Regions from separate parts of the Homo sapiens genome. Here region 2 is linked to region 1. The links are chromatin contacts, found by Hi-C in ENCODE. All regions are on one chromosome and are shown on one strand. The core of a region is the stretch at or near the end of the contact, and the rest is flanking DNA. Distances in the headings are between cores, read along the strand shown. Region 1 holds the start of CYSLTR1 (cysteinyl leukotriene receptor 1). Region 2 has its middle 39 kb from the start of PGK1.

Region 1 (3,981 bases), core at 767-3,266:
GATTGAAGGGGGCCTGCCCCTCCACGCCTGTGGGTATTTCTCATCAGGTGGTACGAGAGACTGAGAAAAGAAATGACACAGAGACAAAGTATAGAGAAAGAACAGTGGGCCCAGGGGACCGGCAGCCTCAGCATGTGAGGACCTGCACCAGCGCTGGTCTCTGAGTTCCCTCAGTATTTATTGATCATTATTTTTACTATCTTGGCAAGGGGAGTGTAGCAGAGCAACAGGTGGGGAGAAGGTCAGCAGGAAAACGTGAGCAAAGGATCTGTATCATGCATAAATTCAAGGAAAGGTACTGTGCCTGGATGTGCATGTAGGCCAGATTTATGTTTCACTTTATACAAACACCTCAGTGTAGCAAAGAGTAACAGAGCAGTATTTCTGCCAGCATATCTCGCCTCTAGCCACAGGGCGGTTTTATCCTATCTCAGAATAGAAAGAATGGGAATGGTTGGCTTTACAGGAGACATTCCATTCCCAGGGAGGAGCAGGAGACAGAAGCCTTCCTCTTATCTCAACTGCAAAGAGACCTCCCTCTTTCACTACTCCTCCTCAGCAGAGACCCTTTACGGGTGTTGTGCTGGGGTATGGTATCAAAGCAGAAACAATTTTTCCTGGTACAGATCAAAATGGAATTTCTTGTGTCTTCCTTTTCTACATAGACACAGTAACAATCTGATCTCTCTTATCCCCACAAAGGATCTAGCTCCTTTCTCTTTTCTTCATTTCCTGAGTATGAATTGCCCTTCCACTGTAGCTCAAAATGGCTGTAACATTTCAGACTGGAGGAAAAGTGATAATTCACTCTGTGTCTCACTTATAAATTTTCCTGTAGATATTTGGGGATCCAAACTCAGTTGAAGAAATACTAGTTTGAATGTCAGTTTAGTTACTAAAACTCCCTAGGAGAGGATTAGAAAGTCTAGTCTTGAATCCAAATGTTAACATCCCTTCAAATGTGGTTGGATAGCCTTTTCCTCCAACTATCACCATCACCACCACAATCCAGAACTCTGTGAAAAGAGATAAAGATTCAAGGGCCTTAAAGCGATTGTCCCAGGTTGGTTGTGAGGTAATTCTTGTACCTAAAGATACAAAATTTGAGTAAATGACTTTGTTCCTACAGCAGGTAGCAAGCCAGAAGGCTACTGCTGGGCTCATATTTTACAAGTACCTAAAACTAGTTGTTAGTTATGGGGCATGTTTACAAAGTGTTAACATCAACATATTTATGCCCATCTCCATATAGAATCTTCTTAATATAACTCAAGATAATTGATGTAACAAATTCACATCATGATCTTACCAATTTGGTTTTTAACATCAAAGTGCTGCCCCAGGCTTCAATCAGCACATACCAGACTGCTATGTCCCTTTTCTCCAGAAGCCATATTGAGCACCCCACAGCTCTAACACCTCAGAGCCTAGCCAAAGGCCAAGAACACTTGCCTGATCCCCCAAATTTCCAACACAGGACCATTGACAGCAAGCCCAGTCATTCCAGATCATCTTCAGTGGGACAAAAAAAGAAAACAACAGTTTTAATCCAATGGAGGCAATTTATTGTTATGAAGATTTCAGGAAACAAAGCTCAAAAAGGAACCAGAAAGGAAAAGGCTTTTTAGAATGTGGATAGAGCCACAAGTGTCATTAAGGAGAGAGAGAGAGAAACGGAGAGATGAAATTTATGTTACTTAAGATCAAGTTTCACATAATGCCAGTTATATTAGCATATACTGGCAGGATTATCTTTCCCCACCTACAAATAGTCTAATGACCTCACAGTCACAGAAATCACAGAGAACTAAGCTGAAGAGAGAACACTCGTCCCTGCTTCCCATCTTAGAGCAGCTGAATAATTTCCTGAGAATTCTATTCCTGAAGCTAGGAAGAAAAGTTTATTTATACATACACGCAACCTGCAAGTCTCCAGTTTCTATTCTTCCTTCCTCTTTGACCCTTCCCCTCCCCCACTTTGCACCAGAGAAGTCAGACTCCGGGAGTGCTTTAACAGTTTGAAGGCTAATCTGAAAGAGGAAGAAGAATCTGTATATCTGTATATATTGGCTAGCAAATGTGCCCTGCTCTCTCCCCTCTTAAAAATAGCAGCAACCCATCTTTGCAAAGAAGCTTGCCTATAGAGCAGGCACTCTGTGAATGGACTGTGCTTTTACGACCCTACAGGGTATCAAGATACTGTGCAGCTCGCCAACAAGGATTAATTGCAAGGACTGGTAGATCGAATTTACTGAAGACTTGGAGCTTGCTTCTGAGAACAAACGCAAAAGGACAGTAAACTGTGGACCTTGAAGTTAGCAGGTAAGGAGACTCAGTATTCAGTACTAAGACCAGAACAGTATGTAGTAAAATGTTGCTGATGGTAAATTTTAGCAAATTCCCAGGAGTTTGGGGATAAGTTATCTGCCTTGCCTGCTTTAAGTTTGGGTGCTAGTATGAATTCTTTCTGCTTTATTTCTTAGCCAGAAATCTGATAATATGATCAGTCTGTCAACAAATATTGCTCAGTGCTTCTGCTAGGGCTCAACGTGGCAAAATACAGAGGAGACACACTCCGCAAACCTCCTGTGCCTTTGTAATTTAAGCCAGAAATGTAAGATACATTTTCAAATCCCCATTTTGAGGGTTCAGTGGAGTTTCTCTAATGTAGTGACATTTTCCTTCAATATGGAAAATAAATATGTAGTAATTACTGAAGGTAAACCAGTGGAGAGTAAAATTTTCACAAGGTAGTTTCACATTTGTTATCCCACCTGAACCTTTCAACATCCTATAATTTAGACAAGGTAGGTGTTACTGTCCATGTTTATGAATGAGAAAATTGACTCAGAGAGGCTAAAAAATTTTCTTGAAACACACCGTACAACTAGAAAATGGCCAGTTCTGGCCAGAGACTGTAAAAATAAAGCTCTCTCAACTATAAATGAATAGAAGAAAATTGCATGATCTATTTAGTAACTCAGACACATCTGGTGTAGACTAAGTTTACACAGAGCCAAAGATTCATACATTTTAATAAAATCTTTAGCCAGGAACATTTTTCTACTTAGCGACAAAAAAGGCTGTTTTCAAGAGGAAACAAATGGGTTTGTAAGTTCCACCTACTGAATTCAGTGGTTCTGCTTTCCAGTATTCTGATTATTTTGAAACCTAGAGAGAAACTATGATACCATATGTCTAACAAATGATTATTTTAAAAGAAATTGTAACTAAATCTGGACTAGATTGTACACTGTTTTAAAAACAAAAATATTTATATTTTTACAATGCATTATAAAATACAAAGGACTGTATTACATTTAAAATACATTAGGAAAATTTGTTACAAGACAATTTTAACTTTATTACAGAAGTCTTAATCATTCAGAAATGTTTTCTGTTGTTGTTTTACTATTAATGGCTCAATTAGAACTAAAAGCTATCTGTTTTTACATCATAAACAACCTCAAGTGCTATATTTACATTCATCCATGATAAAAAAATTTTCCCCAGTTCCCCTAAGTATTGACTACACCAGCCAATCAGGGTTCCTCCAAATAAAATAAGTCAGTTTGGGAGCCAGTAAGCACACAGATAATGGTAGGTTAAGAAAAGTTTGCTATTTGCTTTTAGACTTAATCTAGCATGTTAGTGTATTCCTAATCAAGAATCATCAATTCTCATTTTCTACTACCTCCCCTTAATGAAATTTTGATGCATTTAGAAACTATTTATCTGTCATAAAAGCAAGACTCTTCCACAGTATAGAAAATTATAAATTTGTATTTTCAGTATAATTGACCAATAATAAAGGATAATAAAGGGAAGGTGCTGATTCTTAAGGTACATACCCAACCTTGTGAATTCAATACTATGAATGGTAACTATCATAATCTCCCAAATAACATTGCCCTGTATGGACCTCTACTTTGGTCCATTTTGTTATTCTCATGTTCCTAACACCTAACAGTGGCTGCTCTA
Region 2 (3,981 bases), core at 750-3,249, 260 kb after region 1:
AACTCCTGACCTCAACCAATCCGCCCGCCTTGGCCTCCCAAAGTACTGGGATTACAGGCATGAGCCACCGTGCCTGGCCTTCTAGAGTTTTTGTTTTGTTTTGTTTTGTTTTGCTTTGTTTTGTTTTTTGAGACAGAGTCGCACTCTGTCACCCAGGCTGGAGTGCAGCGGTGCAATCTTGGCTCACTGCAACCTCCGCCTCCCAGGTTCAAACGATTCTCCTGCCCCAGGCTCCCGAGTAGCTGGGATTACAGGTGCGTGCCACCACGCCTGGCTAATTTTTGTGTTTTTAGCAGAGACAGGGTTTCACCATGTTGGTCAGGCTGGTCTTGAACTCCTGACCTCTTGATCTGTCCACCTTGGCCTCCCAAAGTGCTGGGATTATAGGCATGAGCCACCACACCTGGCCTAGATTTTTAAGGGAGGAGAGAGATGGGGGACCAATAGCCAGACAGACCCTAACTTCTCTATCAAGAAGCACAGCCATCACTTTTTAACTCGGCCTCAATTCCATCACAGAGACAGGCCCTGGGCCAGGAAACTCCATGTAATCCTAAAACTCCAACCTATAATCCCAACAAGGAGATGAAAGGCCCATGACAAAAACTTCCCATAATCCCAAGTAACTTGCCCCTAAGGAGAGAATGTGCTTGTGGTTCTCAATCCTGCCTGAACATCAGAGTTATCTAGGGATACTGGGCCCCATCCCAGAATTTCTATTTTAAAACAAACAACTTGGGTATGCAGCCCAGGTTGAGAACTAAAGCTCTTAACCCAGTAGTTCTCAAACAATAGCATGAATCAGAATCATGCTGGAAGGCTTGTTGAACTGTGAATTGCTGGGCTCCACCGTAGAAGCTGTAGATTCACTTGTCTGGAGAGCAGCCCAAGAACTTGAATTTTCATCAATTTCCCAGGTGATGTTGATGTTACTGGTTCCAGAGACCACACTCTGTAAACAACTGGCATAACCTATCAGAGTTTGGCCTTGATATCTTTTTTCTTTTCTTTTCTTTTCTTTTCTTTTCTTTCTTTTCTTTTCTGTTTTAGACAGAGTCTCACTCTGTCGCCCAGGTTGGAGTGCCACGGCATGATCTTGGTTCACTGAAACCTCCATTTCCCAGGTTCAAGCAAGTCTCATGCCTCAGCTAGTAGCTGGGATTACAGGCATGCGCCACCATGCCCAGCTAATTTTTGTATTAGGTTATTGCAAAAGTAATTGTGGCTTTTGCCATTAAAAGTAATATTTTTAGTAGAGACGAGTTTTCACTATGTTGGCCAGGCTGGTCTCGAACTCCTGGCCTCAAGTGATCTGCCTGCCTTGGCCTCCCAGAGTGCTAGGATTGCAGGCATGAGCCACCGTGCCTGGCCCGGCCTTGATTTCTAACAATTCCCATGGCTTCCTCCTCAGTTTGCCCCTGCACCAAATCATTGCTGAGGATATTAGAACTAACCCCAACCCTCAGTTATCAAGTCAGTCTCTACCTTGTGTATCACTACAGAAAATAATCAGCTCACAACCCTCCCAAGGTCACCACAGCTTAAGCAGAGGGAAACACAAACACACACATCCCTCAAGCTAAATTTTCCCCTCAACACTGAAACCTTCACAACTGGCTTCTGAAGAGAAGGGCTGACCCATCAGGGAATAGCAGTCTTTGACCTCACTCTTTCACTGGAGCCTACATAATACAGAGTGCACAGATTTGTCAGCAGTCAAATCAAACACTTTTCCAGCAGGAGATAAACTTAACTCTGAGATCAGAAACCTCATCTTGTCACACTTACGAGGTTTATCATACCTCATGAGAACTTCTGAGTTTCTTTCCAAGGCTGATGACCCCATTGCTTTTGCCAGCATCCTTCAAAGGCATTGTGAACTTGTAGACAGGGGCAGAGAATAAGGGTCTGTGGAAAGCTCAAAATGTGTAATGGAGTCATAGTGAGAGTTTAAAAAAAAAACATGACTCATATGGAACTCATGACTCACTCTCATGAGGAGTGTGACATTCCTTCAAATAACGCCTTATACCATCTGTGAAAAGGGACTTTAAGAGTCTCAGTCAAAAGCTCATTATAGGCCAGGCACAGAGGCTCATGCCTGTAATCCCAGCACTTTAGGAGGCAGAGGTGGGTGGATCACCTGAGGTCAGGAGTTTGAGACCAGCCTGGCCAACATGGCAAAACCCCATTTCTACTAAAAATACAAAAAATTAGCTGGGCATGGTGGTGGGTGCCTGTAATCCCAGCTACTTGGGAGTCTGAGGCAAGAGAATCGCTTGAACCCGGGAGGCGGAGGTTGCAGTGAGCCGAAATTGCACCATTGCACTACAGCCTGGGCAACAGAGCAAGACTCTGTCTCAAAAAAAAAGCTTGCTATAAAGTGTAAATAGCTTATTTTTTAAAAAATATTCTAGGCTTTCTCTGTGGAAGTGGAAGGAATGGATACTTCCATTTCCACCCTTGGCAGTTTTTTGACAGTGCTACTATTTAGCATTAGCGTGGGAATGGAAGAAATGAGAAAGGAGGTGACCCAGGGTCCATACTCTAGTCTAAGGGATCTAATGGAACTTGATGCCCAGAAAAAGCACTTCAGAATTGCTTAGCATTGACAATTTTCAGTCTTGTCACACGATTTTCCATGACGTTTTACAGAAGAGAAAAGGAGGCCCAGAGAAGTAGTGAGACTGGAGGACAGGAGAGTTCCCTGACTCCCTCAAGGGACTTGCAAGGGTGTGGGTGGGGGGACTCATTTTGCTCAAATTGACCTCAAACCCCTTGAGGGAGGGGGAGCACGCAGGTGAGTGGGTGCAGGAGCCAGGTCAAGTGCCTTTAGATGCTGGCAGGAACAAATCCTGTACCAGCTTGCAACAGTGTCTAGCAGTTGCCCATGACCTCTGGAGCCCCAGAAGATGTGCGTTATAAATAATGCCCTTTTAGCAGTTGCCATCTGTGGACAAATGGCTTCCCTGAAGCCTGGCCTTCTTCCTGCTCCATCCCCCTTTCAGCTCCCCTTCTGCTGAGGGCCACTTCCACTGCTTAATAAAGTCTTCACATTCAACACTCTTCAAGTCCATGTGACCTGATTCTTCCTGGACACTTGACAAGAACCCAGTTACCAAGAGGGTATGTATGACTGAAATTCAAATCCAAGCCTCCTGACCTCAAATCCAGTGCTCTTACCACCTCAGCAGAGGTGGTGCAAAACAGAACTTGATGCCTGTTCCCCAAAGGCTACTGCATAGACTGTGGGTAATTTGAGCCCAGAGTTCTGTGTAGAATTCTACCTGCTCCTTTTAACTGCCTGCTCCTGGCATATCTGAGGTGTGGTGAAACCCAATCAAGAATGACTGCAGTGGTCAAAATGGAAATTAACCCTAAACTTGTATATGCTGTCTTAGAGAGTTTATTAGACTGAGCTTGGAATTACATTTTTAAAGCATTATAATAACTTGTATAGCAGATTTTGCACAGTAGTTACGGCAACACCCATCTTGGGATGTATGTGGGGACCTCAAACTCTTAAGAAATGCTTAAGCTGCTGGGTATGGGCAGAAAGGTATAAGTATCAGGGATCAGAGGCTTATTGGGCAATATTAAAATAAATGCTTGTCTGCCTCTATGTAATGCCAGTGTCTATGGTGGAATTTCTGAAGTGAGTTACTTTGAAGAAAAAATTATTTTTTCTTGATCCCTCAGTCTCTAGCAATGCTATCTATTTCTTGGTACCATTCTGAGAAACCAAGGACTTCTTCCCATAATGCCCTGTATATTGCTGGGATGCAATCAAGAGTCAAGGAAAACAACATACCTGTTAGAAGCTCTTGGTACATGTGATGGTTAATACTGAGTGTCAACTTGATTGGATTGAAGGAGGCAAAGTATTGATCCTGGGTGTGTCTGCGAGGGTGTTGCCAAAGGAAATTAACATTTGAATCAGTGGGCTGTGGAAGGCAGACCCACCCTTAATCTGGTGGACAC

Evidence for each region. A loop is a pair of places that touch in the nucleus more often than their neighbours do. Pooled maps may share reads with other maps.
Region 2: a loop to region 1 is called in a map with no recorded cell type, with 5 times the contacts of the local background. The contact joins the enhancer-like site here to the promoter of CYSLTR1 in region 1. A Hi-C loop is called at or near these places in 4 of 37 single-sample maps with no recorded cell type and 5 of 50 pooled maps.

What each region holds. Positions count from the first base shown.
Region 1 is chrX:78,325,646-78,329,626 of GRCh38, reverse strand. It overlaps CYSLTR1 (cysteinyl leukotriene receptor 1), which reads left to right and starts at 2,016. Exons shown (of 3, transcript NM_006639.4): 1 at 2,016-2,322. RefSeq lists an enhancer at 1,795-1,844.
Region 2 is chrX:78,063,094-78,067,074 of GRCh38, reverse strand. No RefSeq gene overlaps it. Among named protein-coding and RNA genes, the nearest start is that of PGK1, 39 kb to the left of the region's middle. RefSeq lists an enhancer at 1,786-2,075. Within about 2 kb of position 1,999, at least 5 of the 41 ENCODE cell types and tissues checked have a DNase peak (open chromatin) inside an H3K27ac peak, as active enhancers do.